Regions from separate parts of the Homo sapiens genome. Here region 1 is linked to region 2. The links are chromatin loops, found by intact Hi-C in ENCODE. Cell type or tissue: PC-3. All regions are shown on one strand. Each heading gives the region's core, and the rest is flanking DNA. Links, peaks and the distances in the headings are about the cores only. Region 1 has its middle 59 kb from the start of COX7A2L. Region 2 has its middle 12 kb from the start of COX7A2L.

Region 1 (15,739 bases), core at 3,742-11,741, 51 kb before region 2:
CTGCCTCAGCCTCCTGAGTAGCTGGGATAATAGGCGTGCACCACTATTGTCTGGCTAATTTTTGTATTTTTAATGGAGATGGGGTTTCACCATGTTGGCCAGGCTGGTCTCGAAGTCCTGACCTCAAATGATCCACCTGCCTCGGCCTCCCAAAGTGCTGGGATTACAGATGTGAGCCAACATGCCCAGGCTAAACTTAAAAAAAAAAAAATCTACCTTGTTATTAGTTTATATTTGGGATGATGAATACTTTCTATTTTAAGGAAAATATTTTGAACATGAATTCAGTTAGCACTGAATGTCATTGCATCAGACTATTTAATAATTAAAAATACATAGACACTATAAGTCTTTGGACTAGAGCATAAATCTGGAGTACATTATTTTCCACTTTTTGTAGTAGTTAATTATTTTTTGCTTTTAGGGCCCCAAACTGATGGCTTACATGTTAATGTACCAAATGACCTATGACTTAGATTTGTATTATCCTTCATTTTAGAAAGCCATTGACTTGAAATCTCCAAAGATAAACTTTTAGGCCGTTTTTAACTTGAAAGTAAAGAACAGATTTACTTTTGTAAAGGTAACAGAATGTAGATTTTTAAAATATATTATGAATACCAAGTTATGGATTATATTCTATTTAAATTATTTATGTAAAGATAAATGTATGTCTGTTTTGCACTAAAAAATATCTTATGCATTCAACCATTTTTATACAATGATAGTTCAGTTTTATGTTGAAATAATTTTTTTTTTTTTTTGAGACAGGGTCTCACTCTGATGCCAGGCTTGAGTCCAGTGGCGAGATAATGGCTCACTGCAGCCTCAACCTCCTGGGCTCAAGTGATGCTCCCACCTCAGCCTCCCAAGTAGCTGGGACTACAGGCACATGCCATGACACCCAGCTAATTTTTGCATTTTTTAATAGAGATGGGGTTTTGCCATGTTGCCCAGGGTGGTCTCAAACTCCTGGGCTCAAGCAAATCCACCTGCCTCAGCCTCCCAAAGTGCTGGGATTACAGGCATGAGCCACCACTCCCTGTCAGGAAACATTTTTATTTTGTGCATTTTAAATTTGATTTTTAGCTTAAGTTTGATCAATAAACTAACCACCTCACTATCCCTCGCAAGACCAAGACCTCTTTCTTTAGTTTCAGAATACCTTGAATTTTGGTGCACATTTTTGCTATTTTCAGAAAATACATCGAAGTAGCCTTATATCAAAGGTAGCCTTATATATGGAGAGCCTTATGCAAAGATATTAGAGTATTTAATTTCTAGTTATTTTTTCTAGAATTGAGAATCTCGGGTATTTCTGAGCATATAAGAACTTTGAGAAGAGTTCTCTAGTTATGGGTAAAATATATTAAGTACATTGAGAATGTCTTTACATTTTCTGACATTTGTACTTACATTGAGTAAAGTTATACCTCACTTTCTTGGTTGATACTGTCATTTGATAAAATTCATCAGTGGATAAATTGCTATGTATGTGTGTGATAAAGATACTTGCCTTAAAATAGAACACTTCTGTCTTGCAAACAGTTTATGGTCAAATTGCCTTTTCAGTTACTGTTCTTTCCATGCACCTAGTGAATTTAAGTCTGATAAAGTCCCTGGATGTAAGAAAGAAGATGAAATGTCTTTTCATTGTTAATTATCTGCACCTGGATTAAAAAGTATTTTCAACATGTGAAGACTTTATGGAAAAAAATAATATGTGTGTGTTGTTTGACTTTTACTGCTAAAGACAGCAAGTGATTGAACAGATAAAATTATGTATTGGTTTTAACCATTATTTTTATTGACCCTATCCTCAATGAGAGTATTCAATTGTGTGTGTGGTCAGTTGTACTATTTTCACTGTATATACATAACTACTGTTAACTGTCATCCTTAATGGCCATTGTATATGTCATGGAAGGATCAGATGTACTGTATCAACCAATGGGGAAGATAATGTGGATAGAAAAGATTGTATTATCATTTGGGATTTAAGGTAATAATTATGTTGTTTGGTAGGCGTTTTAGGAATGATGGTTTAAATGGACATAGCTTTTATTTTCTAATAAAAATATTTCAAATCAGCTCAATTTGTGTGACATTTTCTATTTTAATATGGGATTATTAAAGTATGCAGTCATTTGGGTCATAACTTTCCTCATTCAGGTGTGTTATTTAGTATTTGTCAGATCTTTAATAGTATCTTTAAATGGGCATCAAATATTTGATTAATTTATGGTTGGAGCTTTTTAGCATCTTCAGTTCTTAAGGAAATAATATTTTATAAAAATTAACTTTGTTATAAGTATGTTGTATGCACATCTGAAAAAAGTCTCTACAGCTTGAACATTTGAATAGTTAATGAATTTTGACTTTGAGAACCACCTACAGCTGATACTAAATACATGCTACTATCTATTGCGTCAACTTCAGCAATTTGTGTACAGTAGTTCATTCTTAGTGGACTTACTTCCCTTTTGTTCTGAACCAAAACTTCACTTTGCAATAAACTACTGGTGAATGAAGCACAAAGGTGTCTCCTGGCTGTGACAATGTCTCTGTTGGTCAGGTAGCCTTGAATCAGTCATTTGATCTTTGACCCGCTTTCATATTCTGTTTTTCTCCCTTTTAATTACTCTTCTTCTCCGTGGTAAGAATATCATTAATCAACACGAGGCAAGTTTCCAGGTCATGATGATGGGTACCTATAGGCACGTAGTACATGTTGAGTTGAATCAAAAATCTTGGAAATTATACCTTCTAAATGCTGCTGTTTGTTTATAGTATGTTCTCTGTTTCAAAGATGCCTGCCAGCCGCTTTCAGTTCTCCTAGTAAAAAGACCACATGATCCTCCTCCCACTCCCCATCATCCCTCTATTTCTCTTCTGCCCACACTCTACACCCCGCATCCCCACTTCCTGGAGGAAATAATTCCTGATTTGATTTTTTTTTTTTTTTTTTTTGAGACGGAGTCTTGCTCTGTCGCCCAGGCTGGAGTGCAGTGGCGGGACCTTAGTTCACTGCAGCCTCTGTCTCCCGGGTTCAAGCGATTCTCGTGCCTCAGCCTCTCCAATAGCTTGGACTACAGGCGCGCCACCACGCCCCGCTAATTTTTTTTTTTTTTTTAGTAGAGTCGGGTTTTTGCCATGCTGGCCGGGCTGGCTGATTTGATATTCTTGCGTTGACAGTGGCCCACCGGTGGAGCAGCTGCCCCCAGACCCCTTGACCCGGTGGTGCTTCCACCCTGCCGGAAGCACCTTGTGTGGCCCCGCCAACAGCATGGCGGTTGCATCCCCAGGAAGCAGGCCCGCAGCGCCAGGAGGGGGTTTCCTGAGGACAGAGGCCCTTGTCCTGATTGTCGCAGCAGGCCCTGTCGATGGACTTAACTGTGAAAATCACCCTTTCAGGGGTGGATGCAAGGACTTCTGAGGGCGGAGAAGTAGATACCTTCCTGGATAGCTGTGGAGCCGGGGTCCTGCATTTCCCTCTGGCGTCTCTGCTGACTGAGATGTGAAGCAGTCGGCCCATGTCCCGAGAAGAGGTTTCCTTTGATTTATTGCTATTAAAGTTGTTGCTTTGAGAGCTGGGCATAAACCATAAAAACAGTGGGGAATCACAAGAAATTTGTGATAATTGCATTTAAGACAGGAACCCATTCGTCAGGTAACACTTATGTGCTATTAATCAGAGCAATGGTTTCTAAGCCACAGGGTTTGCTTCTCATTTGAGTTCTTCTTTATATTTTATTTTTGGAACTAATCAGGTTTTTGTTTTCTCTTGGGGAAAAATAATAGCAAATGTCAGACTGAACATTATGTGTTTGGATTATTTTCACAAATTTAAAAGAATTAAGAGCCAGTGTGCATGGTTGAACTTTTGGATACCTGAGAAGATAATTAATGTTTTGGGTTTTTTTTTTTTTTTTAAAGGGACGGAGGGGGAATTTTCATAGTCTATCCCGAACCCCCATCTTTCATTGATGTCTTAAGCTGACAAGGTGATGGATATACCAGTCAGAAGTCCCATCATCTCTGTCCCCTGTAAATCTGTGGCAAGGTTGTCAGAGCACCTCATTTTTTTGTGTTCAGGCTGTGAATACAGTGAGGTTCTGACGAATGTTTGGACAAAAATGAGTTTTGGCACTCAGCTACAAGAGCAATGTAACCTTTTCAAGGCCAAGGAATTTTTTGGTGTGTGGGTGGTCCTTCTGTCTGCTGAAAATGTTGAAATAAGCCGTTTTACTTTGCAGAAAGTAGAATCCTGAAGGATTTGTGGAAAGTAGAATCCTGGATTTGCAAAGCTGGAGGTGGGGGTCTTGAGCCTAAAGGCTCTGGGGAAAGAGGATCTTGAAGTTGACTTTACTTGGGCAGTAAGTTATTTTACAGGAGCTAGCTTGGAGAGATTGGACATATCTTCAAAATGAATTGATTTTTAAAATGTATCAAAATAGTATAATCCACATACTAGACAATGTGGAAAATGGGGAGGAAAAAATAAGCACATACTTCCCTGTCATTGTAATAAGTTACTGTCATCATCTGCTTTTTTTTTTTTTTTCCTTTCACCTCATTTCCGACTGTGCGAGGCTCTAGCCACATATGTGGAAGGTACACTCCCCATTCATAAAGAGCTCTTGGGGGAAAGTGACCAGTAATAAAACATTGAAGACGTTTACAGGTAGGGTAAAGATTATGAAATAGATGCTGTGAGATCGCAGAAGACAGTTCAGGAGTCAAGGAAGGCTTCCTAGAAGAGTGATTCTTAAATTCAGTTCAGGGAGACAGACCCTTGACGATCTGTGACACTTATAGGGTTCAGCATGTACCAAAGCAAGAGAAAGTGGCATGTTTTGGCAGTTGCACTTGGTTGGGTAAGTGCAGAGAGAAGAGAGTGTGTGAGGAGTGCTGTTGGGTGGGCAGAGGTCAGATTAGGAAAAATCTCATGTGCCAGCCAAGAAGGTGGGCTTCACCCTGCAGGCAGAGAGCCACTGAAGGACCTAAGTCAGGAAAAACAGGGTTTGTGCTTAAGGAGGATTACTCTGTCAACTGTGTCAAGGGTGGAGAGAGACTGGGGACAGTGGGACCCATTAGGGAATTACTGTGGTCATCATTCAAGTAAGAGGAAGCAATGGGAGTGGTTTCCGTAGCAATAATGAGAGAGAGATAGAAAGAGAGCAGCTTTTGGTGGGAAAGAGTTCCATTGTAGATTTAATGATTGGAGGAGCCTGGGAAGTATCCAAATGGAAATATCAAGCCGACTGTTGGCTCTGTGCACTGGGGAGAGGTTCTGTCTAGAGTGGTCCAAATGGTCAGGATTTTGGAATCCTTGGCTTGTAAGATGGAAGTGGAAGCTAGTTTGGAAAAAGATGTGAAAAGTCCCTCTGTAAGAGTGTTGAGGGAGTGGAGGAAGTAACCTAGGCTTGGTCCCTGGAGACCACCAAACTGGATAAGAGGAGGAAAGGGGGTTGAAGGGCCCAACAAGGAGGTGGGGTGTTAAATGGCTCCTCACAGTCAGATGTTCACTGGTTTCAGCAACTAGGCGCTTATGGGGGCTTTGCAGAAAGCCATTCTGGTGGCTTAGGGTGCAGATGCAGGTTACAGGCTTCTTCATAACTATGGCTATAAATATGGTGGAAATATAAACATCATCCATATTAAACCCTGAGCTCTTCCCTCCTACTATGGAGTCCTCATAGCCATTACTTCTAATTGTCTGCCTTTAGGTATACCAGAAGTTATCTATTTCTTTAGATAACAGAGTCTAAAGAAATGGACCAAAGAGTCCTATCATTTTTATGGCTTTTGAAATACATTACCACACTGATTTTAAGTTGGGATGTACTGATTAGGAGTATTGTCAGTGTCTTAGTTCATTCTTTCTTGCTATAACAGAATACCACGGACAGGGTAATCTGTGAACAATAGAAGCTTATTTGCCTCACCACTCTGGAAGCTGGGAAGTCCAAGATTGAAGGCCCTCTGGTGAGGGCCTTCTAGCTGTATCATAACATGGCAGAAGGCATGGGCAAGAGAGAGAGAGGGAAGAGAAGCCAAGCTCATCCTTTTATTAGAAAACTACTCTCAAGATAACAGCATTAATCCATGCATGAGGGCAGATCCCTCATGTCCTAATCACCCCTTAAAGGTCCCACCTCTCAACACTGTTACACTGAGGATTAACTTTCCAACACATAAACTTTGGGGGACAAATTCAAACCGTAGCAATTGGTAATGTTTGATACTGTCGGTTTTACCACACCCTCATAAACATTGGCTTTTACCTCATTAAATTGTTTTCTGGTTTTACCACACCCTCATAAACTCTGGCTTTTACTTCATTACATTATTTTCTTAATGCAACAGATTAACAATGGCTTCTCACTGTGTCTCTTGTAATAACATCTTGGTTACCAATGACTATATGTTACAATCACTTTTAGTTACTAACCAACCAGATTAAAAAAACGCATATTGGATTGGTAGTTTAAAGAGGAAACAGAAAACAAACTTGTTAAAGCATTTGTCCACTGTGTGGGGCTGACTGCTCTTCTGCTGTGGTCCTGGATAAAATGCTTCATCTCTCTGGGTCTGTTTCTTGACTAAGATAATTTGTTGATGTTTTCTCTGGGTTTTTTCCCCAATTCTAAGATTCTGAGGTATTTTGCTCTGTTCTCCATTTGCAACTCCTAGTGACTAGGAGGGTATGGGGCCCACAGCTGGCCCCAAATAAACACTGAGAAATTGACTGAAAATTTTGATATGATCAGAAAAACATATTAGGCCTTAGAGTAGGAAGATATTACCAACAGAACAATAAGAACTCTTGTTCATTAAGAAAAAATAAATAAATTATAGATAATAAAAAAGAAGAAAATAAAAGTAATCTGTCATGCTATTTCCACGATCCTGCTCTGCTGTTTGACTCACTCCTGATTATCCTTTAGGTCTTAGTTTAAACGTTCCTTTCTTGGGGACTTGTTGACTGAACCCTATAATAGATTAGGTTCATCTTCTCTCATCCTGTTGATCTTTCTTTATTATTGTCACTTCTGAATTATAAATGCTTTACCAGAACAGCAGCCTTATATGTGTGATTAATTACTGTATCCCCAACACTTAGCACAGAGGCCAGCACATAATTGTTGCTCAGTAAATGTCGAATGAACACATAAATTCAAGTAATCATTTTTAACATTTTGGCATATTTCCTTTTGTGCTTTTTCCCTGTGAATATGTCTGTATATCAAGATAAAACATCTCAAAAATGAGATCAGTTTATACTATTGTTTCATGATTTGTGTTCTACTCTCATTGAGTCATTTTTGTGTGGTAGCGTTTTATGGTGAGTCATTCTTACTCATAAAGCTGCCCTTTTTGTTTCTAACAACATACAGTTGAGCAATGGGTGGTCTGGGCTAAGGATACAACCTGGAACTTAGATTGAAGAAATTGGTCAATTCAATTTTTTTAAATGGTCAATATGTCTAAACTGATAGGTTGTTGGAGAGGTCAGAATGATTTGTCACTGAGAGTGCTGGCCCTGTTGGTTTCTTTTTTCTTTTTTTTTCTTTTGAGACAGAGTTTTGCTCTTGTTACCCAGTCTGGAGTGCAATGGCATGATCTCGGCTCACTGCAACCTCCGCCTCCTGAGTTCAAGTGATTCTCCCTGCCTCAGCCTCCCGAGTAGCTGGGATTACAGGCATGTGCCACCACGTCCGGCTAATTATGTATTTTTAGTAGAGATGGGGTTTCATCGTGTTGGTCAGGCTGGTCTGAAACTCCTGACTTCAGGTGATCCACCTGCCTCGGCCTCCCAAAGTGCTGGGATTACAGACATGAGCCATCTCACCCGGCCCCCTGTTGGAATCTGAATCAAGTGCCAAGGAGGTTGAGGAAGGGCAATGATGACTAGCCTTTCTAGTGCACTTCCACTCATGTGATACTGCATAGTCTTTGCATTAATTCTGTAAGGTAGTTATTATTAACCCCCTCTTACAGATGAAGAAACTGTCTCAGGGTAGTTAAGTAACTTGTCCAAAAGCACACTAGCTCTTTGTAGCACAGCTGCAATTCAAACATAGATGTTCTAACACTGAGTCCTCTTTTATTTTATTTTTATTTTTTATTTTTTGAGACGGAGTTTCGCTCTTTTCACTCGTCACCCAGACTGGAGTTCAATGGTGTGATCTCAGCTCATTGCAACCTCTGCTTCCCGGGTTCAAGCGATTCTCCTGCCTCAGCCTCCTGAGTAGTTGGGATTATAGGGGCCCGCCACCATGCCCGGCTAATTTTTGTATTTTTAGTAGAGATAGGGTTTTCACCATGTTGGCCAGGCTGGCCTCGAGCTCCTGACCTCAGGTGATCTGCCCGCCTCAGCCTCCCAAAGTGCTGGGATTACAGGCATGAGCCACCGTGCCCAGCTGGGTCCTCATTTTATGTAGATTATGCAGATAGTAGTGTGGAAATCTCTGGTTACAGACTGACCGGCAGTCTCTGCTCTCTTGCTAGTAGTGCTGGCCTTGAAATCAGTTCTGCGATTTAACCCTGATGCACATGACCTGTTGTCTCCTCATTGCTGCTGTTTGTTAGTTTTGGATAGTTATTTTATTCTGTTGAAGTTATGTCTACAGAGCCAGAACATGAAATAAGTAGATGATCTTACTTTTAATCAGAAGGCTGAAAGTTCAAGCTGTATTGAGTAGCTGAGTGCTAAGGTTGGGCTTTCCAGTTCTGGTTTAGCAAACCTTTGATTCAGTTTCCACTTCCTTAAGTCCAGCCTTTTGCAAGGATATTAAGAAATACCATCTGAGGGCTGGGCGTGGTGGATTACAGGTGGGATACGCCTGTAATCCCAGCACTTTGGGAGGCCGAGGCGGGGAGATCACCTGGGGTCAGGAGTTCGAGACCAGCCTGACCAACATGGCGAAACCCCATCTCTTTAACTAAAAATACAAAAAATTGGCCGGGCATGGTGGCAGGTGCCTGTAATCCCAGCTACTTGGGAGGCTGAGGCAGGAGAATCGCTTGAACCCAGGAGGCAGAGGTTGCAGTGAGCCAAGATTGCACCACTGCACTCCAGCCTGGGTGCCACAGAGTGAGACTCTATCTCAAAAAAAAAAAAAAAAAAAAAAAAAAAAAAAAAAGAGATACCATCTGAGCTTTATTGTGACCACCTGGGAAATAGCAGCACATGCGAATTTCCACAGGCCTGTCAGGAACATTACACGGTCTGAACAGCTAAAACGCACAGTAGCATTTTTCAGTTAAAAACCAAGAGCAGTTACACAAGGGTAGCATTTTACTACTGAAATGAGGCTGAATTTGAGTACATTCTTAATCATATTTAGACTCAGAGAATGCAGTGCTGGGATAAGCTTCAGCTTTGTTCAAAAAGGACTGTTATTACTAATAATCATTAATCACTATGAGCCATAAAATCTGATACAGAAGACTAAGGTAATTAAAGGAAGAAAAAAGTGAATATTATGTGCAAGATTCTCATTTGGTCATATACAGCTTCCTGTGGTGTGATTTTAATTTTTAATAACTACTCTTCATTTATGGTGATTCTATGGCTGGCTGGCTACCAGTGGAGCCTCCCTAGGTTTTTCCTAATAATTTTAAAAATCACATTTGTGTGCATACTTCAAAATAGTTAAGATGGTAAAATTTATGATACATGTTTTTAACCACAAAAAACCCTAAACCCACACATTTGCAATGATTCATTATCTCTCTTGAGCATCTCTCTTCTGATCAAAAAGAAGCATTTATTTTAAAAACTCTTTACTAGTTTTAAAAATTACATAGAAATTGTTGCAACAAATTTAAATAATAAAGAAATATACAAAATGAAGAGTAAAAGTTTTCCTCATTCCAGATTGAACTCAACAGGCATCCACTGGTTGTGGTTTATTTGCGGTATTTTTTCTCTAATAGTATGTTTTTGGGTACTTCTAGATCAAGAAAGCACAGTGACAGTAGCTGAAATGTGGAAAACAACCCAGCTGTCCATAAACAGATGAATGGATAAACAAAATGTGGTCTATATATGCAATGGAATATTAACCTTAAAATGGAATGAAATTCTACATGCTACAACATGGGTGAACCTTGAAAACATAGTAATATGTGAAATAAGACATGTAAAAGGACAAACATTGTATGATTCCACTTATGAGGAGTTATTATTGTATGATGGCTATAGAGTTTCTGTTTGGAATAATTAAAGAGTTATGGAAATAGATAGTGGTGATGGTTAAACAACATTGTGAATATACTTAATGCCACTTAATTGTTCACTTAAAAACAGTTAAAATGGTGATTTTGTGTCAGTATATATATATTTTATTTATTTATTTATTTATTTTTATTTTTTATTTTTATTTTTTGAGATGGAGTCTCACTCTGTCACCCAGGCTGGAGTGCAGTGGCGCGATCTCAGCTCACTGCAACCCGCACCTCCTGGATTCAAGCAATTCTCCTGCCTCAGCCTCCCAAGTAGCTGGGACTACAGGCGCACGCCACCAAGCCCGGTTAATTTTTGAATTTTTTAGCAGAGACAGGGTTTCACCATGCTGGCCAGGCTGGTCTCAAACTCCTGACCTCATGATCTGCCTGCCTTGGCCTCCCAAAGTGCTAGGATTACAGGTGTGAGCCACCACGCCTGACTTTGTGTCAGTATAGTTTACTACACAAAATAAGAAAAACAATGAGCACGTAATTTTCTATACTATTCTGTAAACACAAATGGTGGCTCACGCCTGTAGTCCCAGCACTTTAGGAGGCTGAGATCGGCAGATCACTTGAGCCCAGGATTTCAAGACCAGCCTGGGCAACATAGTGAAACCCCTGTCTCTAGAAAAAATACAAAAATTAGCCAAGTGTGTTAGTGCGTGCCTGTGGTGCCAGCAACTTGGGAGGCTGAGGCAGGAGGATCACTTGAGCCTGGGAGGTCAAGGCCCCAGTAAGCCATAATTGTGCAGCTGCACTCCAACCCAGGTGACAGAATGAGACCCTGTCTCCAAATCTTCCTCCCACCACACACCTACAAATGATAAATACTATGATAAAAATGCAAATATTTTTTAAATGCAAAAAAAATTATTTTTTTATTTTTTGAGATGGAGTCTTGCTCTGTTGCCCAGGCCGGAGAGCAGTGGTGCAACCTCAGCTCACTGCAACCTCCACTGCCCAGGTTCAAGCGATTCTCTTGCCTCAGCCTCCCAGGCAGCTGGGATTACAGGCACCCACCATCACACCTGGTTAATTTTTGTATTTTTAGTAGGGTTTCACCATGTTGGCCAGGCTGGTCTCCAACTCTTGACCACAAGTGATCCACCCACCTCAGCCTCCCAAAGTGCTGGGATTACAGGCATGAGCCACCGTGCCAGGACGAATTTATGTTTTTATATAATTAATATATTTGTGGGGTATGACATGATGTTTTGATTCATGTATGCATTGTATAGTGATCAAATCAGAGCAGTTAACATATCTGTCACCTTAAACATCTATCATTTCTTTTTTCTTTTTTTTTTTTTTGAGACAGGGGACTCACTCTGTCACCCAGGCTGGAGTGCAGTGGCGCAATCTCGGCTCGCTGCAACGTCTGCCTACTGGGTTCAAGCAATTCTCCCACTTTGGCCTCCTGAGTAGCTGGGATTACAGGCATGAGCCAATGCACCCAGCTAATTTTTTTGTATTTTTAGTAGAGATGGTGACCAGGCTGGTTTTGAACTCCTGGCCTCAAGCGATCCACCTGCCTCGGCCTCCCAAAGTGCTGGGATTACAGGCGTGAGCCACCGTGCCCAGCCTAAATGTCTATTATTTCTCTGTGATGTGCACATTCAAAATCTGGTTATTTTGTCTTTGCCATTGTGTTTTTCATGATCTTTAGGTTGTGTTTTGTTTGTTTTAGACCGCATCTTGTTGTGTTGCTCAGGCTGACCTTGAACTTCTGGGCACAAGCAATCTTCCTGCCCAGCCTCCCAAGTAGCTGGAACTACAGGCATGCACCACTGTACCTAGTTTCTAGTTATTTTGAAATATACAATATATTATTGTTAACTCTAGTCATCTTGCTATGCAGTAGAACACCAGAACATATTTCTCCTATCTGTAGCTTTGTACTCATTTATTAACCTCTCACTATTCCTCCTGCCTTCCTTTGTCTCCAGGCTGGAGGGCAGTGGCATGATCTCAGCTCACTGCAACCTTCACCTCCCAGGTTCTAGTGACTCTCGTGCCTCAGCCTCCCAATCCCAGCTGATCCCAATCAGCTGGGATTACAGATGCACGCCACCACACCCAGCTAATTTTTGTACTTTTAGTGGAGATGGAGTTTCACCATGTTGGCCAGCCTAGCCTCGAACTCCTGACCTCAAACGATCCACCCACATCGGCCTCCCAAAGTACTCAGATTACAGCCATGAGCCACTGCGCCCGGCCTCTACTCTCTACTTCTATGAGGATAGTGTTATAGATTCCACATATGAGTAAGATCATGCAATATTTGCCTTTCCATGCCTGGCTTATTTCACTTAACATAATGTCTTTCAGGTTTATCCATGTTGCTGCAAATTTTTTATGGCCAAGTAGGGTTTTTTGTTTTGTTTTGTTTTGTTTTGTTTTGAGACAGAGTCTACTCTGTCACCCAGGCTGGAGTGCCTAAACCGTATTTTTATATAGATGGCTTAAAGTTTATGTCAGACTTTGGACTAAGTTATGCAGTAGTAGCTAACAACTTCCAAGTCTTAATGCCTTACAACTACAAAAGTCTATTTCTTGTTCATGTTACATGTCTTTTACAGGTTGGCCACAACTCTGTGCCACATCCTCTTCATTTTAGAATCCAGGATGAAGGATATGCCCTTATCTGGTATGTTGCCATTCTGGGTCAGAGGAAAAAATCATGGAAGCATGAGACTCTTAAAGCTAGTCATATAACCTAGCCTGACCTTATTGGGATGGGAAAATACAGTCCTCCTATAGGAAGGGGCAGTGATTATTTGGGAGCAATAATACAGTTACTATAGGGTTATAACCAGAAATAAGATGCTTGTCTTGGCCATGGAGGAAGGGAAACATCTGTACATATGAGACCTCACTATAAGGTAGTGCATGATCTGGAATCATGCTATCTGAATGGGGCAACACCTCTGAGCCCTAATGTGGGGCCCAGCTCAGATCCCTGTACCTGCTTAGGATGGAACACAGCACCACAGAAATCACTTAATAAGAAAGGGCACAAGGAAAAAACTCCCAAGATAAGCTCTCAAACATAAATTACAAAGTGTTTGAGGAGGTTCAGCCCTATCAAGGAAAATCTACAAATCCAACAAACAGGAGAATTTATATCAAGAAATATAAACAGTAGGCCCATCTAAAAGACATTAAAATAAAAAGTATGCTTAAAATGCTTAAAGATATAACAGATGAACTGGTATCAGTGAAGTAAGATCAGGAGGCAGTGAAACAAGAACAGGTAGATGTGAAAAAGATAGTCATTGAAATTTAAAACTTCTAGGCTGGACATATTTGAAGAGAGAATTTGTAAATTGGAAGATGGAACTGAAGACAACTCTTAGAGTATGGAACAAAAAGGTAATCAGTTGATGTCATGGAGGATAGACTGAGATATTTTAGCCTACACAAATGAGGGTTTCCTAGAAGGAAATAATAGAGTGAAGACAGCAATATTTGAAGATAGAATAGCTAAGAATTTTTCAGCATTTAAAAAGGGCACAAATTGTCAGGTTGAAACCACTAAATGCTGAGACAGACTGCACAAATATAAAAAAAAAAAAAGAAAAGAAAGTACATTTAGAAGATTGCAGTGAAATGACAAAATATTGGAAATAAAGAGAATCCTCTTAAAAGCTACCAGGAGGTAAAGACAGATTATCTACAAAGGAATGACAATCAGAATAACAGTATGCTTATTTTTAGCACAAATCATTGCCAAAAAAACAATGAAATAACAACTTCAGAATACTGAGGGAAAATAATTTGAACTTTGAATTTCATACCCAGCTAAACTGTCAGTAGAGTGTGCATAATAGAGATATTTTAACACACACAAGGACCAAAAGAACTTACTACCAACAGACCTTCACTGAAAGGACAACTAAAAACTGCTTTGGCTAGAAGAAAAATGAATCCAAAAGGAAAGAGCATGATGCCACAAGAAAAGGTGAAAAAGAGAAATTGGTAAAACATGTTGACAAACTTTAAATAAAATAATAATTATAATAACAACAACAACAGTTTTTGTGTGTGTATTTAAAGGCAAGCTGATAATTACATTCTAGGCCAAAAACAAGTAGGTATTTCAGAAGAAAGCTAAAGAATGTTAAGATCATTGTTTTGTTCAGAAATACTGGTTAGCTTTAGACTTTGCTGGAAAAATACTGATATGGTTTGGCTGTGTCCCCCGCCAACATTCATCTTGAATTATAGTTCCCATAATCCCCATGTGTCATGAGAGGGACCCAGTGGGAGGTAATTTAATCATGGGGATGGTTACCCTCATGCTGTTTTCGCAATAGTGAGTTCTCACGAGATCTGATGGTTTTATAAGGGGCTTTCCCCACTTTTGCAGGGCACTTCTCCTTGCTGCTGCCATGTGAAGAAGGACATGTTTGCTTCCCCTTCTGCATAATTGTAAGTTTCCTGAGGCCTCCCTCCTGTGGAACTGTGAGTCAATTAAGCCTCTTTCCTTTATAAATCACCCAGTCTTGGGTAGTTCTTTATAGCAGTGTGAGAACGGACTAATAAAAATACAAAATAAAAGGTTTAAAATGTAAGTGATATGACTAGAAGACTAGAAATAGAATATATAACTTCTTAATCATTAGAAGAAGAAAAATGGAATAAAGAAAATTTTATCAGTCTGGTAGAATGCAAGAGAGAAAGAAAAATGTGATAAAAAAGAACAGTAAATAGAAAAAAACAAGATGGCCAATCTATATCCAGGTATGTCTGTGATCACTATTAGTATATTGCTATTAAATTCCTCTATTAAAAGCAGAGACTCTGACTGGATTTTAAAAATACTATTTATGAGGGACACTCCTTGGCTATAATCTCAGCTACTCAGGATGCTGAGGAGGGAGGATTGCTTGAGCCCAGGAGTTTGAGACCAGCCTGGGCAATGTAGTGAGACCCTGTCTCTAAAAATTAAAATAGAAATAAATTACCCAGGCATGGTGGCACACACCTGTAGTCTTAGCTATTTGGGAGGTTAAGGTGGGAGCCCAGGAGTTAAAGGCCACTGTAAACTATGCAGGAGTTGAGCCCTGGGGATAAAAGCTGCAGTGAACTATGATTGCACCACTGCACTCCAGCCTGGGTGCATTCTAGCCTGCCTGCACTCTAGCATGGGTGACAGAGTGAGACTTCATCTCTAAAATAAATAAAAATAAATAAAAAAGAAAGAAACATTTCTAAAAAATGTGACGTAGTAATTAAAAATAAAGGAATGGAAAAAGGTATTTCAGACGCCAGCAGGGAAGAAAACTGAGTAGCTGGGGGTGAGGTGTGGGAAGAAAACATCACTGAATGCCCTTTTAAATTTTGAACCATGTGAATGTATTTCTTTCTCAACAAACAAAATTCTCAATTACTAGTATAAGGAAAGTTGGTGTAACAATATAGTATAATATAAATGATAAAATAATGTTATCAGGCCAAATAACATTTAAGCAGAAATATGCACAAAGGTTATTTTATC
Region 2 (14,331 bases), core at 6,332-14,331:
GTTGCAGTGAGCCGAGATCGTGCCACTGCACTCCAGCCTGGGTGACAAAGCGAGACTACATCTCAAAAAAATAAAATAAAATAAAATAAAATAAAAATAAAAAGGGACTTTGCAGGTGCAATTAAGGATCATGAGATGGGGACAGTCTCCTGGATTATCTGGGTGGGCTCAGTGTAATCACAGGGGCCCTCATGAGAGGGAGGCAGAAATGTCAGAGTCAGAGAGGGATAGAGAGAGATCTGAAGATGCAACACTGCTAGTTTTGAAGATCGAAGAAGGAGCCATAAGCCAAGGAATAAAGGCATCCTCTAAAATCTGGAAAAGACAAGGAAACAGATTCTCCCTTGGAGCCTCCAGAAAGAACTAGCCATGGCTTCATGTTGACTTTAGTTCAGTGCGACTGATTTGGGACTTCTGGCCTCCAGAACTGTAAGAGAGTAAGTCTGTACTGTTTCAAGTCGCTATATTTGGGTAATCTGTTACAGCAGCAATAGAGAACTAATACAGCAGATTAATAAAAAACCTAAAGTAGCTGGTAACTAGGGCTACCAGATAAAATACAGCACACCCACTTAAATTTGAATTCAGATAATGAATAGTTTTAAAATAATTTCTTTAGTATAAGTATATCCCATCTAATATTGCTATCCTTGTTTAACTGATTTCAATTTCTTATTTTTTTAGAGATGAGTGGGGAGGAGGTCTCACTATGTTGCCCCAGTTCAAGCAATCCCCCCACCTCAGCCTCCCAAGTAGCTGGGACTACAGGGTGTGTCACTATGCCTGACTCTGAACTTCAAATTTAACAGAGTATCCTGTATTACTGTTTGCTAAGCCTGGCAACTCTACCATAGGTGACTTGAGCAGTGGTCCCATCAAGGGTAGGCGTGAGTCTCTAGGCCTCCTGAGACCCTCCCTCAGGTTCCCAGTGTCTTGGAAAACTAAGCCTCTCTGATCTCTACTACCTGAGGTATCCCTGCCCCTTTTTTCTCTTTTTTTTGAGATGGAGTTTCACTCAGTCATCAGGTTGGAGTGCAGTGGTGCGATCTCAGCTCACTGCAACCTCTGCCTCCCGGGTTCAAGTGATTCTCCTGCCTCAGCCTCCTGAGTAGCTGGGACTACAGGTGCACACCACCACACCCAGCTAATTTTCGTATTTTTAGTGGAGATGGGGTTTCACCATGTTGGTCAGGATGGTCTCGATCTCTTGACTTCGTGATCCGCCCGCCTTGGCCTCCCAGAGTGCTGGGATTACAGGCGTGAGCCACTGCGCCTGGCCGCATCCCTGCCCTTTAAAGTCCAGTCACAGTGTGGCCTTGAAGGTGAAGGAGAGGGGATCTGGACAGTGAGGCAGGCCCCCTGGGGGTGCAGCTGTGGCTAATAGGGGTCTATTCTGGGTCAGTCTGGGGCACAGGCCTGTATGATGAGGCTCTGCAGAGCACTGTAATGAGATTGGCGTATTGGCCAAATACATAATACATCGTGGGGAAGCCAGCAACACTCTCAGGAGAAGTTGCCATAATCATTTTAGTGATTCCAGAAATGCAAATTAAAACAACAATAAAATATGACTTTTTTGCTTATCAGATTAGCTAAAATTTAAAAGATAATAATGGCAGCTGACTTTGTGAGGTGAGTACTACATCCTGGGCACTGTGGTAACATCTTTGAGATGTGGATCCTTCTATGTCCTACTCACAGCAACTTTTGCTGTAGGTTCTGGCCTCCTCATTACTGACTGGGAAATAAGGCTTAGGCTAAGCTGATGGCATAGACACGGGGATGGTACTGGGGACTGGGACTCCTCACTGCAGCCTACAGCCTGCCCACATAGCCTAAGGGGGGCTGGGAAAATGGCTGTAGCCTTTTTGGAGGATAACTTGACAGTATCTAATAAAATTCAAAATTTAAATGCATATCTTTACCAACCCAGCAATCTCACTTCTAGTATGAGAATGTAAAGGCATATGTGCAAAGGCATATGTATACACACACACACACACACACACATTTTTTTAGAGATAGTGTCTCAGTTGGTTGTCCAGGCTGGAGTTCAGTGGTGCTATCATAGCTCACTGCATCCTTGAACTCCTGAGCTCAAGCAGTTCTCCTGTCTCAGCCTCCTCAGTAGCTAGGATTACAGGTGCTCACCATGCCCAGCTAACTTAAAACAAATCTGTAGAGATGAAGTCTCACTATGTTGCCCAGGCTGATCTCAAACTCCTGGTCTCAAGCGATCCCCCTGCCTTAGCCTCCCAAAGCACTGCGATTACAGGCATGAGCCACCATGCCTGGCCCAAAGGTATTTATTATAACACTGGTTATAGTGATGGAGTGGAAAACAATTGTTGATAAGTAGGAACCTGTTTAAAATAAATTATGTCACATACAAATGGGATATATTGATAAGGCGAGTGTGCTCATGCACATGTGCATTAGAGTGTGTGTGTGTGTGTGTAAAGAGAGCAAGACCTTGATGACATACAAATATCATTGAGAAAATGGAAAATTGTAGAACAGCATAACAACATTTTATTTTGGAAAAAATAGTACTTAATATGTCCATATCTATATAGACATAGATACTATATGGATGCTACAGATATGAATATGGAAAGATATTACATTTAGTATAACTATAGAAACAAATCTCTCCATGTTTGTGCCAAATCATTTACTCACAGAGTTTAGCTCTGGGATAGTGGGAGGATCTCTCCTATTCCTATTTTACTTTACATGTTTTACTTTACATGAGAAGGGAGGATAAGGGGGTGGAAGGATAGGTGTTTTGCTTTTATTTTTGTATTTTTCTGTATTTTTCAATATTCCTATACTGTGTTGCTGTTGTAAAAAAAAAAGATATTTTTTAAAAGCAACCTCGGTAACATTTGTAACTATGTTTAACTTTATAGGTTAATAGGTTCAAGGAACACAGACCAAGAGATGTAACCCATAAGTAGTTGAACTGAAACCCTTCTACTGTTCCATTGCATCGTCTTTGACAAAGGCAAGCCAGAAATAACAGTCTGTGGCCCCGCCTCTCTGTTCAGGGTCAGCTGGGGAGCCAGTGGGAAGATCACAGCAGTGTAATGTAGCCACCTGCCTTCCAGGCACTTCCAGTCTTGGGGCTTACATAAGGCACCGTGGTAGGGGGTGGAAGTGGACTGCAGAGGGCTTAACAAAGGTACGAAACTGCGTATGTGGATGTGATGTGGTTAATTTTTTTTTTTTTTTTTGAGACGGAATTTTGCCCTTGTTGCCCAGGCTGGAGTGCAATGGCGCGATCTCGGCTCACCACAAGCTCTGCTTCCTGGGTTCAAGTGATTCTCCTGCCTCAGCCTCCTGAGTAGCTGGGATTACAGGCATACGCCACCATGCCTGGCTAATTTTGTATTTTTAGTAGAGACAGAGTTTCTGCATGTTGGTCAGGCTGGTCTCAAACTCCCGACCTCAGGTCATCTGCTCGCCTCGGCCTCCCAAAGCTGGGATTACAGGCGTGAGCCACTGCACCTGGCTGATGTGGTTACTTTTGAGACAAGACTGCCCAGAGCCTGTGACAGTTGGGGAACTTCTCCTGGAGAAGCAGGAGTGCAGGTGGATGGATCTTGAACTGATCTTGAAGGAGGAGAACTGAATGGGGATGCTGGGGGAGGGGGTCAGGCAGCACTCGGGGCCCTAGGGACAGCATGATTAAAAGACTCTGAGGCCAAATGAGCCAGGGCTGTGCCAGCACTGCAAAGACCCTGGCGTGGCAGGAAATGAAGCAGAAGTTCAGGGAGACTGGAATAATTAGAGAGGAAATATGGTAACGTTTTTTGCCTTGACTTCAAAGGTAGTACATGTTCATTAGAGTATTTGTACAGAAAAGCAAAAACCAAACAGAAAAATCACCATTTAGAGATGATCACTGCTGAAAATTTTTGGCATATGTCATACTGTACATGCGCCGTTTGCTGTCTGCTGTGGGAGAGGCTGCTTGTTATTCTCCAGGCCACTCAACCTGAGTCCTTTTGTAATCAAAGATCTTTACTCTCACTGGGCATAGCATCCATTTTCTCATCTCCCTTGCAGCGAGGCATGGCTGTGTGATTAATTTCTGGCTAATGGATGTGAGCAGAAGGGATGTGTAGGAATTCTGGCTCATGCCCTTAAAGGATGGGGGCTTGCCCCCTATGCCCACTTCTCTCCTCCCCTGACGGCTGTGATGACAGGAGCTGTAGCAGCCATTGGAGATCATGAGGCAGATGACAGAGGGACAGGAGGGGAGGAGCCTGGGTCCCTGACCCTGTGGACCCTCATCAGCCCTACAGTCCATTAACTTCTATCTTGTTTAAACTACTATCATTTTGACTTTTGATTTAGCATTTGAAACTGTATCTTAACTAATACTCCTCTTTAGATAAAAATGTATCAGTGTGTTAATAAAGTTTTCCAATAGCAAGAATTCTACTACAGCATAACTTTGTAATGGGTTCAAAGTACTCATTTTGCAAATGTATCATAATTTATTTATCAATTGCCTATTTTTGATCAGATAGTTTATTTGTACCTTTTTAAATTTTTACCACAATGCATATCCTTGAAGATACATCTTTGGATATAATTATGATTACTTCTTTGCACAAAGTCATGGAATTTCTGGGTGAAAAGGTTTATACTTTTTTTTTTTTTTTTGAGATGGAGTTTTGCTCTGTTGCCAGGCTGGAGTGCAGTGGGGCGATCTCGGCTCACTGCAACCGCTGCCTCCTGGGTTCAAGCGATTTTCCTGTCTCAGCCTCCTGAGTAGCTGGGACTACAGGCATGTGCCACCACGCCCAGCTAATTGTTGTTGTATTTTTAGTAGAGACGGGGTTTCACCATGTTGGCCAGGATGGTTTCAATCTCTTGACCTCGTGATCCGCCCACCTCGGCCTCCCAAAGTGCTGGGATTACACTTTGGTGAGCCACCGCACCCGGCCAGATTTACACATTTTTAAGGTTTTAAATTCCAGAATGAATACCAGAACTATATAAAGTGAGTATAGATTCCTCCGGACCCTCAATAAATTTGAGTGTCAAGAGTTAATATTTAAAAAACCCTGTAAATCTACATTTTTTTAGGACTTAGAAAATTAGACCAAAAAAAAAATTCAGACTTGATAGGCATCGGGCAGCAGATTCTTTTATTTATTTTTTGTTTTTCTTGACATAGGGTCTCACTCTGTCTCCCAGGCTGGAGTGCAGTGGCTCAATCATAGCTCACTGCAGCCTCGACCTCCAGGGCTCAAGCAATCTTTCCACCTCAGCCTCCTGAGTAGCTGGGACCACCGGCATGTGTCATCATGCCTGGCTAATTAAAAAAAAATTTTTGTAGAGACAGGGTCTCACTGTGCTGCCCAGGCTGGACTCAAACTCTGGGGTTCAAGGGATCCTCCCACGTTGGCCTCCCAAAGTGTTGGGATTATAGGCATGACAAACCACGCCCAGTGGGGAGCAGATTCTTAATGGGGGAAAATGTGGGGAAAGAGGACTTGATGAAAAAGGTTTGGGGGTAAATTGGAGGGGAAGGGACTACAGTCTTGGGCACAGGTGGAGTAGCCCAGGGCTAAGGGCCAGCCAGGGAAAAGAAGAAGGTTAGGAGAGACACTTCTGTGAAAAAAGTAGGAAACAGACAGGATAAAGGTAGAGAAGAGAGAGAAGTCAGAGGTGGAGTCTGGACCTATGTCTGAGAGAAAACATGTGGAGGAAGAACTAAGCCCTTCAAGTGGAAATGCAGAGATGCAATTCATCCATTTGCTTCACAAATATTTACTGAGCTCCTGCTCTGTACCAGGCAAGAGAGACACAGTCCCTCCTTTCATGAGCTAACCCTCCAGAGGAGGAGACAAACATTTAAAAGGTAAGCATGCCAGGTGCAGTGGCTCGTGCCTATAGTCCCAACACTTTGAGAGGCCAAGGTGGGAGGATCACCTGAACCCAGGAGTTCAGTACCAGCCTGGGCAACATGGTGAATCCCTGTCTCTACAGAAAATACAAAAATTAGCCCGGCCTGGTGGTGGATGCCTGTAGTCCTTGCTGCTCGGGAGGCTGAGGCAGGCAGGGGAATTGCTTGAACCAGGGAGGTGGAGGTTGCAGTGAGCCGAGATTGCACCACTGCACTCCAGCCTGGGCAACAGAGTGAGACTCCGTCTCAACAACAACAACAAATCCTAAGTATTAAATTCATAGATACAGAAAGTAAAATGGTGGTTGCCAGGGGCTGGGAGGAGGGGGAAATAAAGAATTGGTGTTTATGAGTACAGAGTTTCAGTTGGGGAAGATAAAAAAGTTCTGGAAATGGATAGTGGTGATGGTTGTACGATAATATTCTTAAGGCCACTGACCTGTGTACTTAAAAATGGCTAAAATGGTTATATGTATTTTCATACACACACACACACACACACACACACACACACACACAAAGCTTTGTCTTTTTGGAGAAGTCAAGGGTAGATAAGCCAAGCGTGGTGGCTCACACCTGTAATCCAAAAAATACAAAAATTAGCTGGGCGTGGTGGCACACGCCTGTAATCCTAGCTACTCAGGAGGCTGAGGCATGAGAATCACTTGAACCTGGGAGGTGGAGGTTGTGGTGAGCAGAGATCATGCCACAGCACTCCAGCCTGGGCAACAGAGCAAGACTGCCTCAAAAAAAAAAAAACCAAAAAACCCAGAAAAAAAAAAAGTCAAGGGTGGTGTTCTGTTCCACAAAGAAGTGCAGCTCTTCTAGTAATAAAGTCTATCATTTTTGAGTCTTCAATATGTGTCAGGTAAGCAATTTATTAATATATTATTTTATTTTCTCAATAACCCTGAGGTAGGTACTGTCATCTGCATTGTACACAGAAGGCAACTGAGGCCTAAAAAGGTTAAGTTCCTTGTTCAAAGTCTCGAGCTGATAAGGTGCAGTCAGGGATGGAATCTGGCTGGTTGGCTTCAGAGTCTAACCTTTAGCCCTCTTGCTGCATCCTCTTTCTAGTAAAAGACAGACAGATTAGCTGAGTAGGCAGCAGCTCTTGGAAAGGAGCTAAATGCAGGTTCTGGGAAATGTGAGCACCAGCAGTCTTGCATTCATGGGACTTGAATAAGTCAAAAGCATTTTGCTGAGTTCTGGATTTCTGCACCCTCCACAGGGATTCTTCCGAGCAGGGATGGTGGTTCCCTGCACTTTCCACATCACACTATAACACACTGTCACTTCTCCCCTACAGCCCCCCTCCCTTTTCTTAGAACCCACTGCCTTTTTGACATGAAAAATGTACTATAATGAGTCTACTGGCTAATTAATTAAAAGGGAAAAAAAATCCCAATCTTCACATATGAAATGATTAATTACATAAGCATTAACGCCTCTGCACACTCAGAATGGCATGTCTTCAATTTAAACTTTTCCAGCACATTATTTTCTGCTGATATGTGTGTTTTATGCCCATACAAGGCTAATTTCTCATACACCCCAGCCCATTTCACAGCAAATGGCCCCAAATGGTGTTTATCCTGCTCATTAGGAGCCTATATCAATGAAGCAGGCCTGGCTGAGCTGCCTGTCCAGGCCTGCAGAGCCTGGTCTGGTGCATCTGCTCTGTGCACCCTCCAGCTGCCTGGGATATACCAGCCCCCACCCCACTATTTAGGGACTGGCTGCTGCAGGGTGAGTCCTTGGTGCTTTTCACAAGGCCAGGGCAGAACTCTGACATCAGAGAGCGCTGTTATGCAGTGCTTGCCCTTTATGGATTTTTAAAAGCTTGTTGTTTGGCCCAGACATGTGGCTCCCAGCTGCCTGCTTACTGAATCTTTCCCTTGTTTGTTCTTAACCTGAAAAGTCTCATCTCCCTCTTCCTCCCCTTCTTCCCAGAGCTTGGTCTGCTGCTGCCCACCTGTGCCCTGCTTAAAAACACTTTGCTTCCCCTTACCTGTGACCCCTTGGCTTGACCTTTGCCCCTTGCAAGGGGTGAGACCAGGGCTTCAGGGCCTGCTCCGCGGGGCTTGCTGGGAGATTGGGCTGTGAGTGGGCAGCCAGAAAGACTTGTGTACTGCTCCTTCCCTGGTGCCCACCGTCTCAGGACAGAGGCCACTTTATCTTCAGGGGATTCACCCAGGCCCAGGGATGGCGCTCAGATCTGCGAATATGAACTGGTTGCTGAACAAGCAGCAGCATGCGAAACATTTCTCAGAGGAATAAGTCGCCACGTCACAAATCAGAAATGTTGAAATGCAGTGAACTGTTGGATAGAGTGGTTGCCTAAATTAGGGTGAGAAACGGACCTGTCATTAGCAATAGAAGAACTTGCCTATGCCTCTGGCTATAAAAACCGTAATATGTTAGAAGCCTACAGAGGCAAAAACCCTATGTGGCTAAAAGATGAAGCTATTAATGGTGGGCACATGCTGAGGATGGTACTTCTAATCTCCAGAAGCATATAATGGTATTTTCCCCACTGAAATTATAAAAAAGAGAAGCTATTATGGTTCAACATTTAGACAGGAAATAAAGCACTTTTCAAAACAAATTGAAATTATTTTACTCCTGTAGTCTGAACTCATTAGCAAATAAGGTGGAGTTCCTTCTTCTTCTTTTTTTTTGTTTTTGGCCTTATTTTATTTTTTTTTTTTTTTGAGACAGGGTCTTGTGTTCCCCAGGCTGGAGTGCAGTGGTGTAATCTTGGCTCACTGCAACTTCTGCCTCCCAGGCTCAAGTAATCCTCTCACTTCAGCCTCCCAAGTAGCTGAGACTACAGGTACGTGCCACCACACTTGACTAATTTTTTAAGGTTTTTGCAGAGACGCGGTCTCGCTATGTTGCCCAGGCTGGTCTTAAACTCCTGGGCTCAAGAAATCCTCCTGCCTCAGCCTCCCAAAGTGCTGGGATTACAGGCGTGAGTCACTGCACCCAGCCTGGATCTCCTTCTTTCGGGACTTGGACAAATAGGAAGGCTGCTCTTACACTGGCTTTCTCCTTCACACCTTAATCTCCTTACACCTGTGTTATCCAATATAGCCACTAGCTGTATGTGGCTATGTTAAAATTAAATTAAAAATTCAGTTCTTCAGTTGCACTAGACACATTCCAAAGGCTCAGTAGCCACATGTGGATGGTGGCCACCATACCGGCCAGCACAGGCACAGAACATGACCATCATCAGAGAACATTCTATTGGACAGCACTGCTCATCTACTTTTATTGTTGAATTTAACTGTGCATTTTTGGTAAAACTTATTGAACAGCATTTTTGCATCCTGTAAGGAATTTAACACCAATGCTCCTTCTACAGGGTTACATGATGTTGTTTCTTTATTTCATGGCCTTTCTTAGAAATGAAAAGTTCCCCATGATTTTCTTTTTTTTCTTTTTCTTTTTTTTTGAGATGGCGTCTCGCTCTGTTGCCCAGACTGGAGCGCAGTGGCGCGATCTCGGCTCACTTCAACCTCTGCCTCCTGGGTTCAAATGATTCTCCTGCCTCAGCCTGCTGAGTAGCTGGGACTACAGGTGCCCGCCACCACACCCAGCTAATTTTTTGTACTTTTAGTAGAGACGGGGTTTCACCGTGTTAGCCAGGATGGTTTCTATCTCCTGACCTCATGATCCACCCGCCTCAGCCTCCCAAAGTGCTGGGATTACAGGCGTGAGCCACCGTACCCGGCCACCCCATGATTTTCTGAATCAGAGTTCTGCAAGGCCAGGAGATGGTATAAATGTCTGATGGCAGCAGACCAGCCTCCGGCCTCCTTCCACCAACTGCCTCACTGTTCCAGGGCCACTGCTGCTGTCCCCTCCTAACTGCCCCAGTTCCATCCACCCCATTACCTTTTCAGCTGACTCTATCCATTTTCCCTGGGGACCATCCCCTTACGGGCACGACAGTGTCAAAACTGAGCAGCCTGCAGAGGCCCAGCCCCATAAGGGCATGGTAGCAAAGTTCCATTTGTGCCCATGATGGGTGCTGAACAGTTGCAGGCCTCCAGTGGCTGTCAACTCAGGTGACATGTGATGTCATCAAGGGAATTTAATGGAAATAGATTGGAAAGAAATTCCTTCCCACAATATTTGCAATCAATATAGGTTTGGTCTTTTTTGCTTTGTTTTTAATTCTGAGGTGCAAAATCCTCACCAAGAGTTATTCTTCTCGCATCATTTAACTTAGAATCCTACCGGGCTACTCACCCTGAAGCTTGCAGGATACATGGCACTTTTACAACCCACCGGAAATTAAGTGCTAGTTGATTGACAGCATTACAGCTCTCTTAGAAGAGTCTATACCACCCCTCCCCCAGCTCTCTAATTTGATCAGCTCCTAGAGTGTGCTTAGCTGGAGATGGACAGCCCCTGGCAGTCCCAGAGCCTGAAGAAAGTAGGCCTGGTAACCTGGTTTGGATTGCTGTGGTTAAGACCTTGTCCTGGACACTAAGTGCTGGCTGGGCAGGCTTTCAGAACAAAAGGCAAAGTGCCTCTTGTGGAGACTTGTAAGACCCTCCTGGGGAAAGCATGATTTGAAGGCCCATGGCACCCACTGAGTCTCCTAGGTCTTCTCTAGGACCAGCCCTGTCCTTGCTGGGGAAGTTTCCTTGGTGCCTTTTCGTGTTGGGGGTAAAGCCTGAAAAACACTGTGTACAGGCAGTCTCATTAGCCTACTGAAAAGCAATAATACTCCACTGTTTGTGGAAGAATCCTTTGCAATTAAAGCAAGCAGAGGAAAAATTATTAGGGAGCTAAGTTATTAGATCTGTTCCATGGAACACTTTTTTTTTTTTTTTTAAACCAAGCTCATTTTCCTGAGAAAAAATTTAATGCAATCTCTCCCTCTTTTAAAGCCACCTGATGCCACCATGTTCTGCCTGTAGCAGCAAGCAGATGCCCAAAACAGGAGGACATCACGGTGATAGGCCACAGAGAACATGGCTGGGGCGTGTGCCAGGCAGGACAATGCAGGGAAGCCAAAAACAGTGGGAGAAAACACAATAAAGTGAGACCCGCCCAGAATGGTAAACACAGCAGCAGAGCTACCACACACTTCCCTTCTGGGAGCGGTGGGGAAAGCAGCCAGGGAGGTCGGGAGATGGACGGAAACTGCTGGGGATGTGAGAAGCCTGGGGCACTAACTGGAGTTGTTATTGACTTGGTAAGTCTAAGAGCTACCATTTACTGGGTGCTTGCTATGTGCCAAGGTTGGGGTCTACTGGAGAAGAGGATTGATAAGATTTGGCAAAATCCTACTCCATCCAGTCTGCTCAGTTGCTGCAACTACTAGTAATAACAGTAACTGCTGCAGTTTAATGAGTGCTTACTGTGTCCTAGGCATTCATATGAATAAACTCAATCCTCACAAAGTAGATATCATTCCCATTTTATAGATAAACTGAGGCTCAGTGAAGTGAAGAATCTTGTGGCAGATACATAAGCCACTAATTAAATACTGCTGATAATTAGCATCACAAGAACTTTCAATTCACTGGGTTAACAAGGTCCTCATTGCACAATGGTGGAAAAAGGAAAGTGATTTTTATGATTAGGGAACAGTTGTTATGAGCTTTTTAAACAAACACACTGTTGATATTCAACTGTTACCTGTGTTATTCATATTACTAAATCATTTATTTTGACTAAATAAATGGAATTGCTTTAGAGAGACATTTAATGTAACCCATTCTTTAAATTCACAGAGATTTTTGTAATGCTCTCAATATTTCTTTTTAGTGGGTGTGGGAGAGCTGGGGACAGGAAGGAAGGTGGGGTGTTAAAAGGCAAACATAGAAAAGATTCTTCATAAAAAAAAGAAAACACATCTAGAAATGATTGCTCCATAAACAAAACATGAGTGCACACAGCAATTTCATGTTCTTGTTCCACCCACTCGGTTGTTCTTAATGATTCAAGAACAGAACTGCCTGGGCAGATTTACAGGCTCTGCATTCCTGACATCTGTGCCGAAACAAGGCTATGTGTGTTACAGAGTGCTTGCTTCTTCCCAGGGGGAGAAAACACAAACACCTTGATTTGATTTTTACCTTTGCCATGGTTTAAATTAAAATAGATGTGGTTATTCTCCAATATGCATCTGTGGGCTGTTAGGGTATAGGAGTGGTGCCAGGGAAGAGGACACGGTAGCCTTGCAGTTTGGGGGTGGAAGAGATGTGAGGATCATACAATGAAACGCCAGCAATCCTGTCTGCATTGGGCTCTCCCTGCTGTCAGAAAGCTGAGCTTCAGCATAAGTCTTTTGCTGGAAACCCCTGGGTTGTTTGGAATTGCTTTTCAGCAAATTTCTCCCCTGGCTCAGAGTGCCAATCGGTGGTCAGTGGAGGGCACAGCCATGCTAACGGCAGGCGTGTCGCTGGAAGTTCCAGGGCCAGGGCCAGTGCCCCTTGACTTGGGCTTTCCAAGTTTCTCAGTTGTGCTTTTGGGAATGTCATACCCTCTCCAGTTCCCTTTCTTTTAAGGAGGAGATTTGCCTTCCATTAGATACTTTTCACTGATTGATAACTTCCTCCTAGCTTTTTTTTTCTTTATAGGTTTTGTTTCCTAGACTACAGACCTGTCCATTTCTCGGGAGAAGACCCCAGCTCTCCTCCCCAAGTTAGCCATTTTGGAATCACTTGGCAGGCCTTGCCTAGGCACTAGTGGACACACGCTGGTACCTTTGCTACCTGGTAATACGTGGCTAATCCTCTGATTTAGAACATCATTTCACCTCTGAGACTCAGAGTGGGGAAGTAACTTATTCAAGGTAACTGAGCTTGTCAGTAGGAAGATCTGGGATCCAGACCCAGGTTAGTCAGGTACAGCCTATGTACTTGTCACCCTCTTCAGAAGGCAGATCTTAGGGCCATGACTTTCAGTTTCTATGGAGCAGAAACTTAAAGAAATGCCAAATCTCCACCATCTGAGAATCTGAGGAGAAAGGGGAAGCAAGTAAAATTATGTATTTGGCACTTGGAAGTGATCTGATTTTTAAATTTAATGCCAATGCTAAAAGGTTGGCTGGTATTTTAGTGGGATACCCAACTCCTCTCTTTGGTCTTCAAGCTTTATACAGATTCCTTATCTTTGATGGCTGTTTTCATACCAGGATCCACCTGACAGCTCTAGTCTGACTGTCCCACAGCCTTAACTAATAGTTACTACTTCTGGGGAAGGGAGGCTGAAGAGGGAAGAACAAGAGAGAGAGAAAGGGAAGGGGGCTGGGGAAATGGAGAGATTTGTAGATTATAATTTTTCTTATAACCAGCTAACTTTATACAAACATAGACTAGACTCAAAACTCTAATGCTTTACATCATGCTAAATTAATTTTTGGGCAATATCAGTGACTGCAGATCCAGTTTTACTACTTTTACAAAATGTATTTCCTATATAGACTTCCAGGTATTTACATATTTTCTTTAAGCTTTTTCAGTACATACCATCTTATTTAATCTTTGCAATCACCCTGTTAAACTGAAAATTTTATCTTGTGACTAAGAGATGTTAAGGAACTAGCCAAAGGTCATAAATCTAGTGCAGGGTTGGAATCTGGACATCCTGACCTTCAATGGCTAGCAGAGCACCCTATGTTTTTGTTTTTTTGAGACAGGGTCTCATTCTGTCACCCAGGCTGCAGTGCAATGGCACGATCTTGGGTCACTGCAGCCTCAACCTCCTGGGCTCAGGTGATCCTCCCACCTTAGCCTCCCAAGTAGCTGGGACTACAGGTGTGCAATCACGCCCGACTAATTTTTGTATTTTAGAGATGGGGTTTCACCATGTTGCCCAGGCTGGTCTCGTACTGCTGGACTCAAGTGATCCGCTGGTCTTGGCCTCCGAAAGTGCTGGGATTACAGGTGTGAGCCACCACACCCAGCCCGCCCCTTGTTTTGTTACTGAATAGATTCAGGTAGCTTTTCTATAGACAAAAAGTTCTACTACCTCAAAAGAAAATGATCCATTGACATTAGCCTCCTTAAGACCCAGGTGTATGGTTCTTAATCTTTTCCACTTGATCACTAATTTCCATGGCTGTCTGGGCACTAATGTAAGTAACTACCCAGAGTGGTTGCTCATTTCTCCCAGCAATGTGTGGAGGTGATATGTTTGTTCTTATTCATTTGTTCATTCATTCATTCTTTTCTCCAACAGCGCTAGGAAGAAGAACCACTATAGTGTTAACTGTAATGGGCAGAATGGCCCTTTAGTCACCCTTCCTGTGGCCTAACACTTGGACACTGTCACTTAAGAGGCCCCTCACATCTACGCAGGAGGTGATTAAAGAACATTCTAAATTACCTGGTAATTTGGGGGTGTAAGTACATGAAAGCATTTTTAAAATTCTAATTTGT

Evidence for each region. Peaks named below come from ENCODE experiments on the same cell type or tissue, not always from the same donor. Only the 100,000 strongest peaks of a DNase experiment are listed, where the experiment ranks them.
Region 1: it touches region 2 in a loop (2.6-fold over the local background); 3 of 110 quality-filtered maps call a loop at or near these places.

The regions. Positions count from the first base shown.
Region 1 is chr2:42,412,630-42,428,368 of GRCh38, reverse strand. It overlaps a transcript of KCNG3 not described here. Among named protein-coding and RNA genes, the nearest start is that of COX7A2L, 59 kb to the right of the region's middle. In PC-3, for the core only: no CTCF peak of the experiment used is centred there; a DNase peak (open chromatin) is centred at 7,348; H3K27ac peaks cover 2,218 bases.
Region 2 is chr2:42,365,675-42,380,005 of GRCh38, reverse strand. It overlaps a transcript of COX7A2L not described here. Among named protein-coding and RNA genes, the nearest start is that of COX7A2L, 12 kb to the right of the region's middle. RefSeq lists an enhancer at 9,574-10,075. In PC-3, for the core only: no CTCF peak of the experiment used is centred there; a DNase peak (open chromatin) is centred at 11,015.